Linked DNA regions of Homo sapiens: region 2 is linked to region 1. Evidence: read pairs that join two places in POLR2A ChIA-PET (ENCODE). Cell type or tissue: PC-9. All regions are shown on one strand. Each heading gives the region's core, and the rest is flanking DNA. Links, peaks and the distances in the headings are about the cores only. Region 1 overlaps JUN-DT (JUN divergent transcript). Region 2 has its middle 48 kb from the start of HSD52.

Region 1 (5,387 bases), core at 1-5,000:
CAGTAATCACTCCATATGATGAACTCAGTTGTCATTGTCATTGCTATCAGATTTCAAGAAACACCTTCCCAGACTCAAACATAAATAAATCATCAATGGTAACAATTGGAAGCATGTTCAGAGTGAGTTTCTGTGATGGGGAAGAAAGAGAGCCCACACTTATTGGATGTGTATGAGACACTGGGCTACATGGTACAGATGTCATTCTATGGGATTTGGCTCACCATGATGTAAGATGAGTGTGTTACAAAGGAGGAACCAAGGCTCAGAGGGGTCCCAAAGTCACAAAACTAGCAAGTAGAAGAACCAAGATTCCAATACAGCCCTTCTGGACCCCACAACAAAATTTCGATGAATTATACCATGGGGATGCCAGGAGAAAATTAAATTACAGAGGGTAATTTTTCTCTTTTTTTTTTTGAGATGGAGTTTTACTCTTGTTGCCCAGGCTGGAGTGCAATGGCGTGTTCTTGGCTCTCCACGACCTCCGCCTCCCAGGTTCAAGCGATTCTCCTGCCTCAGCCTCCTGAGTAGCTGGGATTACAGGCATGCGCCACCATACCCAGCTAATTTTGTATTTTTAGTAGAAACGGGGTTTCTTCATATTGGCCAGGCTGGTCTCGAACTCCTAACCTCAGGTGATCTGCCCACCTCAGCCTCCCAAAGTGCTGAGATTACAGGCGTGAGCCACCAGGCCCGGCTCAGAGGGTAATTCTTAAACAACAGCATGAAAGTCCTTAGTCTAGGGTTGTAGATGCTTGGTGACATGGAGCATTCTTCTCCTCTTCTGATATTGGCAACACTGAGAAAAACTTCTGAGCCCTCTTTGGAGAGAAAGGAGTCATAGAGTTCTCCCTCTCCTGGTGGGCTTCAGCTTCTCTTGTTATCCTTGGAATCCATACCCATATTTATGATAGCCACAGATTTAAACAGTTCTGAGGAGCCTTGGTTGAAAATCACGTTTCTCATCTTGGCAGTGGCAAAGAAGTAATTTTTGCTTCCCAATTCACTTTAATTGATCTTTTAACTAATGTATTCAACCCAAGACTTGAGAAGGTAGCAAAGAATGACTGACACTCGTTCACACGTGTGCTCATTCACTCCACAAACACACACCGAGCCTTCTGTGTCCCAGGTTCCGTGTCGGGTGTTAGGGACACAAAGTCGCTAGCATAAAGAGCTCTCCATCTACCAGGGGGTGCAGACAAATATATAAAAGGTGGCAGTTGCCACTTTAATGGAGGCAGCCACAGGTCCCTGAGCTCACAGGTGTCGATCTTCCCTAGAGGAGTAGTGAAAGGGCCCTGGGAGGAGGTGGTGTCTTACAAGACCACTAGGGTTTGCTGAGCAGAGAAGAAAAGGAGGAACTGCATCCTCAACAGAGGAAACAGCATGGGGAAGGGCCTGATGGCATAAGGAGGCAGCAGTCAGATGAAGAAGGACCTCGAAAATGCCCTGCTCAGAAGCTGGGATTTTATCCTTGGAGCTACTGACGAACCTTAAGCAGGGGAATGGCATGATCATATTCTGCAAGTTTCACTTGTGCCATTTCCTGGTTTGACCCCTTGACATGTTTTATCAGTAATATTCATGAAGGTATCTGCCATCCCAGAGCTTTCATCTATACCAAGAAATTAGATGACAATAATTATTAAAATAATAAAAATCTCATATTAGAGTTATATTGAAATTTCTTTCTTACTTAACAATGAAGTTCTAGAAGACAGACAAGATTTTTTTACTAATGCTTTCCCAGCGTCAACCACACATAATGCCAATATACAGCAGCTTTTCCTTAATAAACATGTGGTAAGTGAATGAATGAATGAACAAATGAAAGTTTGTTCCCACTGCTCAGTTTGCCAAGTACTTTCATACTCAATTAAATCTCTCAAAACTTCTGTGAGGTAGATAATTCCCCTCCTTGCCCTGCCCCATTTTGCACATAAAAAACCTTGGGTCAGAAAAGAAAGACATCTCATAGTGATACAGGGACAATATAAAACAACATGTATGGCAGGCACCATGAGAAAGCACTCACTGCTAACTGGAGTGGCCAGGGAAGGCAGCCTTGAACCTAGCCTTGAAGACCTAGTGTGTGCTCTTGGCCCCACTGGCCCCCACTCAACATCCCTCAATGCTGGAATTTTACCTTATTAATAGTCAGCCCTCAATATCTATGGATTCCACATCCTCAGATTTCACCAACCACAGATCAAAAATATTTAAAACAATAATAATAATAATAAATAACAACAATAAAAATAATACTTTTTTAAAAAATGCAGTATAACAACTATTTACACAGCATTTACATTGTATTAGGTAATCTAGAGATGCTTTAAAGTATACAGGAGGATGTGTGTAGGTTATATGCAAATACTACACCATTTTATATCAGATTAATATCAGGGACTTGACCATCCTCAGATTTGGGTATCTGCAGTGATCTTGGAACCAATCCCCCATGGATACCGAGGGACAATTGTGATTGGTATTGTTTATCGAGTATTTACTATGTCAGGCATTGTGCTGACAGGTTCACATGCATTATCTCATAGTTTCACATGAAAATTAGAATAGTAAATACAGCCACCAGGTCTATTTAATGAATAAGGAATCTGAGATTTGAGATATTACATAATTCGACCATTCTTCTGCAATAAGCAAGCAAGGAGCTGGATTGAAACTCAGGTCTGTTTGACTCCAAAATATTTTTTCTCACAAATGCAGGGCCAAGAGTGATAACCTGCATTTCAAAGCATCATCTATGGGCACAGAAATATGGAAAAATGAGTATAAACACCTTTTCTACCACCATTCCTTTCCCACTCCACAGGGGTGGCATACAATACACCAAGAGCTGGGAGAAGGAAGGACAGTCTGCATTCACCACATAAGCATTAAATAATGAATAGGGCAATGGATTGGAAGTCAAGCTATCTTTGAAATAATGTCAATATATTACTTTTAAGGTGTGGACCTTGGTAAGCCAATTAACTCCTCCGCTATATAAGAAAGGGACCAGAATTGATACATTCTAAAATCATTTTAAACCTGAGTCTCCATGACTCATCTAGATTTTTTTTTTTAGTTTAGTTGAGGCATTTCTAGAATATCTTGCTTACATATTATGTCACAAGACTTGCCTAGCCCATATCTTAGCAGTGTCATATTCCTTTCCCAGGAAATCTTAAGAGGTTTCTAATTGATGACCAATGCTATATTAAAAATCAAAGAGGAGAGTGATTGTTTTTCCACTCTGGCCACAAGAAAAAAAAATCATAATCATCATCAAAATACTGCTCTTTTGTTAAAAAGGGTTAAAAATCTGACTTAAGGCCAGGCGCAGTGGCTCATGCCTATAATCCCAGCACTTTGGGAGGCCGAGGCAGGGGGATCACCTGAGGTCAGGAGTTTGAGACCAGCCTGGCCAACATGGTGAAACTAAAACAAAACAAAAATAAACAAACAATCAAAAAACTAAAAAAAAAAAAAAATACAACATGGTGAAACTAAAAAAAATACAAAAATTAGCCAGCCATGGTGGTGTGCACCTGTATTCCCAGCTACTCTGGAGGCTGAGGCAGGAGAATTGCTTGAACCCGGGAGGCAGAGGTTGCAGTGAGCCAAGATCACACTGCTGCACTCCAGCCTGGGCGACAGAGTGAGAGTCCATCTAGAAAAAAAAAAAAGAAAAAGAAACCTGACTTGAGCACAACGCACAACCTTTTTATCCAGCTACCTATGTGCCCTCTGGCCACAGGGACATTATATTTCTCCCATGGCGGAGTCAGCACCATGGCATAGCAGTTAAAGGGAACCCTCCCTAGGACTCAGATTCCCTCTGTAAAATGGGTATTTTCAAAATGTTTGCTCTGCCTACTTCACAATGCTGTTTTGTGGATAAAAAGAGCTAATGGATGAAGAAGGCACTGGACAAATACAAAGGGGATGAAGATGATTAAGATGATTCTATATGTTAGGGTTCTTGAAAGAAACAGAACCAATAGAATGTGTATACATGTACAGAGTGAGACAGAGATTTATCATAAGGAATTGGCTCACACAATTATGGAGGCAGGATAGTCTCAAGATAAGCAAGATGAGTCCACAAGCTGAAGACCCAAAAGAGCCATGGTTTAGTTTCAGTTTAAGCCCAAAGGCCTGAAAACCAGGAGAGCTGATAGTATAGCTACAGAGCAACGGCCTTCAGGCTTGAGAACCAGAAAGAGCCATTCTTCCTATTTGAATCCAAAGGCAAGGAAAAAGCCAATGTCCCAGTTCAAAGACCATTAGGCAAGAAGAATTCTCTGTTATGCAGGGGAGGGTCAGGGTTTTTGTTCTACTCAGGCCTTCAACTGATTGGATGAGGCTCACCCACATTTGGGAGGACGATCTGCTTTACTCAGTCTGCCAATTTAATTTCATGCAAAAACCCCTCACAGAAACACTCAGAATGTCTGACCAAATACTTAGGTACCCCACAGCTCAGTCAAGTTGACACATAAAATTAACCATCACAATGATGAAAATGTAAGCCCAATGAGGAACCAAAATTTATCTATTTTGTTCCCTACAGCATTCTCAGGGCCTAGGAAAAAATCTAGTACAGAGAAAGAGCTCAAAATATATTGAATAAATGAATGAATGAGTGAATGAATGAAGGAAGGAAGAGGAGGAAATTTGGAAGCCAGTGGAGAAAAAAAAAATCCTAATAAACAACTATTTGCCAGTGACATTTTCATGTATTTAATCAACAACTTAACTCCTAAGTAATTGAATCCTTCCATCCTTACTTCTTTATGAGTTTGGCATTATTATTTTCATTTTTCCAGGTAAAGAATCTGAGGTTCGGAGAAATTAAGTATTCAACAGCTGTATTATCTTTATTCTGCAGCTTTGTGGGTTTACTCTCCTGTCTCACTGCTCATCACAATGTGCAATCATGTAACTGCTTGTTTATCTAACTTTATTATTGCCTCCTGCTGTGGGTTGAATGGGGTCCCCCCAAAAATAATGTCCCCCTGGAACCAGTGGATGTAATCCTACTTCGAAAAGGGTCTCTGTAGACATGGTTAATGATCTCAAAGTGAGATCATCCTGGATCAGAGTAGGCCCTAACTCTAATGATAAATATCCTTATCAGAATAGACAAGGGGAGAGATCCACAGAGAAGGCAGTATGAAGACAGAGATAGACATTGGAGGGATACATCTACAAGTCAAGGAATGCCACCAGAGCTGGGAGAAAAGCATGGAACAGATCCTCCCTCAGAGCCTTCTCAAGGAACCAACCCTGCCAATACCTTAATCTTGGACTCTGGCCTCCAGAACTGTGAGACAATATATTTCTGTCATTTTTAAGCCACCCAGTTGTGGCAGTCT
Region 2 (5,387 bases), core at 244-5,243, 350 kb before region 1:
AGTTCTCCGCTCATTGTTTTCTGCACCCAAACGGAAGAAATACTTCAATTCTCAGGATTTCCCTCTGACACTAGGTAACATCTTCTATATGCTTCCTTTACTCCAGGCATTCTGATAATAGTTTCACATAGATTATTTCAATTTATCTCTGCAGTAGCCCTCTATGATAGATACTATTATCACTGTTTTGCAGATAAGGAAACTAAAGCTTCATGAGGTGAAATCAATTGCCCAAAGATCTATAATTCTTAAGTGGTGAAGCCAGGATTCATGCCTCTAATATTAAGTCCCTTTCTGGAATCAATGTACTTTCTACCTCATCATACTACCTCTTTATACCAGGATGAATCAGGGATGTCTAGTTTGGTGAAGAGAAGCATCCAGGGAGCAAGTGAAAAGTGTCTTCATGTATTGTAGGGCTATTATGATCATAGGAGTCAACCAGTTTGATGTTCCAACTGCAGAATATAGAACCAGTGGGTGGAAACACAGGGAGACAGATTGTGGCTTGACAGAGAGAATAAGTCAGTAATAGTCTAAATTGCCCAGAACTGTCTTACCTTATGAGGTAGTAAGGTCTCTGTCACTGGGGATGTGAGCACAAGCTGGGTGAGAATCTGTCAAAATGTCATAGAAGAAGGATTGGTACCTTCCCTCTGATGATGCTTTAACTGAGTGGAAGTAAGTACGCAATCATCTCTCTTGGGTGGCTTTTTTTTTTTTTTTTTTTTTTGATGGAGTCTTGCTCTGTCACCCAGGCTGGACTGCACTGGCATGATCTCAGCTCACTGCAACCTCTGCCTTCAGGATTCAAGAGGTTCTCCTGCCTCAGCCTCTCGAGTAGCTGGGCTTACAGGCACCCGCCACCACATTCAGCTAATTTTTGTGTTATTAGTAGAGACAGTTTTGCCATCTTGGCCAGGCTGGTTTCAAACTCCTAACCTTAAGTGATCCTCCTGCCTTGACCTCCCAAAGTGCTGGGATTACAGGCATGAGCCACTGTGCCCAGCCTGACTTTTGATGTTTGTTAAGAAACCGGAGATATTTCACTTGCACGGAAAGAAGACTGAAGTGAGCTCTCTGGTTTAGGGAAGAGATAATCCACCTTACCATGGCCCCAGTGAGCTACATTAGGACCTTCCCTGGTCCTGTTAGCTGGAAGGGATTTTGCTTTCCTCTGCACACCCATATGATGTCATACTGATACCTCTCTTAACACTGAGCCCTGTCCCCACTCTAGGTAAGCTGTTTATAAATGGCTAGATTTCTTCTGCTAGGGAAGCAGCAAGACATGTATACATAGAGGCTAATAGACCCGAGGGATCATCCACAATACTGTTAACCTTTCTGGGTCTCAGTTTCCTTATCTATTTAAAAACTTCCTTATTGAGATTTGAAGCATTCAAGGAGCCTGGAATATGGCGTACCACATCCCCACCCCTCTCCAACCCTCTACAAATCGTAACATGTCTTTGGGGAGGGTGCATTTCTGATTAATCAAGATATCCTTTCTACTGCTCCCCACTAACCTCTAATCCCTGCCTTCCCATCAAAATGTAGATTTTCAGTATGTGGCACATGATTGGCTCTTATATTAGTCAAAAAATGAAAGGGAAAGAAAGAAGTGAAAAAAAGAAAGAGAAAAAGGAAGGAAGAAATGAAGGAAGGAAAGAAGGAAGAGAGGGAGGAAGGGAGAGAAGAAAGAAAGGGAGAAAGCAATTTAACACATGAATGCTCCATCCTACTTGCTACTGACAATCAGATAAGCACTCCATCTGGGTGGACATTTTTCTTGGACACACCATGGTTCGTGTGTGTGTGTGTGTGTGTGTGTGTGTGTATGTGTGCTTATGCACTTGGATGGAATTGTCCACAACATGCTATAGTATGAAGATATCTATGGGAGAAGAGAGTCAACAGGAAAGAATGACTTGAACTAATCTCTCTACAGGCAACTAATTGCAGTTCTGTGGCTATTTGGGGTCATTGTTCACTGTGGGATGAATGTGGCCTCCAGATGAATGTGAAACAAGCCTCATACTTGCTGATCTCCATCTTGAACCACTTTGATAGGAGCAGAATGTTTCAGGTGCAGATTCTAGAAGACTTAAAAGCAGGTCTGTTTTTAAATACACCACATATTGAACTTTCCCCACTATGGGAGGCAGGCCAAGTAGTGGGTTTTGAAGGTTTTAAAGGCTCACTGGCCCTTCAAAAAATGGCTGTTGTGGACATATGGTTTTAGAAGCTTTTAAAAAAGCCTTGTGGGCTTATTTTTAGAACAAACCTTAACCTTGTAAAGTTTCTTAAAGGAGTCACAGAGGACCCAATCACTTGCGCCCCCTCAGAGCACCAGGCAGCTGTTCCCAGAGGCTTCCAAAACAGCCTTTCCTTGTGCTTGATGTGACCCTATCTTAGCTCAGCCTAAGATATGCTACCTCATGAGAGGGTGTGTCTTTGGAGCGGGAAGAGCTGGGCCACAGGTGAGTCAGCCAAGGAGGCAGAGTTTGCTGGCCAGTGAGTGGAGACTAGAGGATCACAGACTAACAGAATTTCAAATACTCTTCTGAAGTAAAGGAACCTCAAAAGTCATCCAGTCAACCCTGATTGGATGCTAAAATCTCCCCTGAAACACACTTGTAAAGAGATGGGACCATTTGTGTTTGCACACCTCCAGCTATGAGAAGAACGCTGTCTAGGCATTCATTCATTCAACACATTTTTAGTTGATTGAATATACATTATGTGCTCAGCAGTATTCAAAATCCTGAGGATATAACAGTGAGTAAAAAATAGATGCAGTCTCAATACAGACTAAAAACTAGTAGGAAAAACAAATGGGTCAAATGATCACACCTATACCTAACTGTAAATGAAAAAAATATTATTAGAACAATCCAAAGATTTATGAAAGCCTCTGACAGGATCTGAAGGATGTGTGAATGTTAACAAGGCAAAAGGAAGTCAAGAGAGGACACAGAGGGCCAAGCAAACATCTCTGCAGAGGCCTTCAGGCAGGGAAAAGCGTGGCATTTTAGGATAAATAAAAGTAGTCCAAGTGTTGATAGAAAGTGAGGAAAGACCTTGTTTGAGACTAAGAGCATGCAAGGGGCAGAGCATGCATGACCTTGTTGGCCATGCTGAGGATTTTGATCTTTAACCTGACACATATTGGAAGCCTCTGACTCCTTCAAAGCGGAGGACAGGTAACTCATTACAGAGCTGCCAGTTCATTCTCATGTTGCGAAGTGTGGTGGTCTTAAATCAAGACCATAATTCTCCTCCTTTTAAAAGGCAAAACCTAGTTTCCCTCCCATGAATGTGGGTCAGACTTAGAGATTTATTTCTAATTAATAAAATGTGGTGGAAGTGATGCTATGTGACTTCTGAGGTTAGGTCATAAAAAGGATAGCTTCCACCTGGCACTGTTTCTCTTCAGTTGCTTGCTCTGGGGGAAGTCAGCCTCCATGCTGTGAGGAAACAAGTAAACTATGGAGAAGCCTACATGGAGAGGAACCAAGGCCTCCTTCCTACAACCAGCACCAAACTGCCAGCCATATCAATTGGAAGCAGATCCTCCAGCCCCAGTCAAGCCTTCAGATGACTGTAGACCTGACTGATATCTCAGCTGTCGCCTCATGACAAACCCCAAGCCAGAACCACCTGGCTAAGCTGCTCTTGAATTTCTGACTCACAGCAGCTGTGAGATAATAAATGTTTATGGTTGTTTTGAATTATTGACATTAGATAACTTGGTAAGCAGCTAAGGTACCTAACAAGGAATCGCAAGGTATGAGGGTAGGAAAGCTGGCACTTTGAGGTTGTAAAGACTTGTATTTGAAATCCAACTCTTCCATTGACTGGTTGTTAGACTGAAGCCATGTTCCTTTACCTCTTAGAGCTCCCATTTTTCATTTATAACATGACATCATGCCCACAGAACCTCCAAGATACAATAGTATATAGTAATTCTCAGTGTCTTTGTCTCCCTCTACTTTATATCAGTGGAGACATGCCATTTTCAAGGCTGAGAATAAAAGAAAAAACAGATTGTATTGACAACAGGTACTGCAGAGTTGGGTGTATTCATTGCCCTAGAAAGAGTCAGCCAGAGAGCTGTTAATCTGAGGTTGCCTGAGGCCATGTTTCATGGTAAGTACTACAGATTTTCAAGCCTATTCCTCACTTGGGTTAATTGGCTTTAAGAGTCCATCTCCTGCTGTGTAAACATAATTGCCTTTTATTTATTTGAAATTTACCTCTTCATAATTTCATGTCTTATTTTCTTCATTTGCAATGCAACAAGGAAATAGCTTTATGATGAGTATTCTTATGAAAGTGATTATTTAATTATCTCTTATTATGGGCCATATATATCATGAAGACATCTTAGTTTATTCTCAAAGCACCATCCCGGAATATCTATTATTTGTGACATTTTACTGATTAGAAAATAGATATAAATGCCAAGAATATTACTTTGCCACTTAGTATTATGTGACCTTGGCTTTTAGGTCCCTTTTACATCTTATTATTTTTACTATTTTTATTTTTTTGAGTTGGAGTCTCGCTATGTTGCCCAGGCTGGAGTGCAGTGGCACAATCTGGGCTCATTGCAACCTCCGCCTCCCAGGTTCAAGCAATTCTCCTGCCTCAGCCTCCTGAGTAGCTGATAATACAAGCATGCGCCACTATGCCCAGTTAATTTTTTTTTACATCCTATTATTAAACCTCCTTTACATTTTAGTTTCCTCAACTGCATAATGGAAGATAAGAATAAAACCTGTGCAAAATGAACTTGATGTGAATATTAAAGAAGTCAACATGAATGAAATACTTAAAACAGTGTCTGGTATATTCTGATAAATTACTGGTTAGTTTCTATCATTATTTTTCTAATCAGCATTTAAAAAGTTTAGAGCAAAATTTCTCTCTTGGCCATTTTGTTCCATCCATGGTATCTCTTTCCTGCAATAATATTCCATTTTACAGCATTTCCCACATCCATTTGATGCTTTCAACAATCCTGTAACTCAGCATCACTATTGTAATTTTTCAGGTGAACAAACTAATGCTCAGAAAGGTGAACGTGAATTGCGCCAAGTTCCTTTGGTTGCAAGCAACAGAAACCAACTAATGCTAGTATAAACTAAATAGAGAAATTCATCATAAGATATAAGTGTGACTTATCAAAATGAAGTTCATGAATGAGTTACAGGGAAGAGCCCTGAAAATGACAACAACTGCAACAAAGAAAGCCATAGGGAACCCAAGCAATGTGGCCTCTCTTCTTTCTCCCCTTTTCTCTACTTAGCTTTAGTTATTTTTCTCTGCAGATTGGCTTTCTCAGCTACTCAGTACATATAGTTGGAGAAATGGCAGGCTCC

Evidence for each region. ChIA-PET counts read pairs that join two places held together with the same protein. Peaks named below come from ENCODE experiments on the same cell type or tissue, not always from the same donor. Only the 100,000 strongest peaks of a DNase experiment are listed, where the experiment ranks them.
Region 2: POLR2A ChIA-PET joins it to region 1 with 6 read pairs; 2 of 35 experiments call an interaction of 5 or more read pairs at or near these places.

The regions. Positions count from the first base shown.
Region 1 is chr1:58,842,116-58,847,502 of GRCh38, reverse strand. The region is part of intron 1 of JUN-DT (JUN divergent transcript); the gene reads right to left. Among named protein-coding and RNA genes, the nearest start is that of LINC02777, 59 kb to the left of the region's middle. In PC-9, for the core only: no CTCF peak of the experiment used is centred there; a DNase peak (open chromatin) is centred at 3,102; H3K27ac peaks cover 2,062 bases.
Region 2 is chr1:59,191,899-59,197,285 of GRCh38, reverse strand. No RefSeq gene overlaps it. Among named protein-coding and RNA genes, the nearest start is that of HSD52, 48 kb to the right of the region's middle. In PC-9, for the core only: no CTCF peak of the experiment used is centred there; no DNase peak of the experiment used is centred there.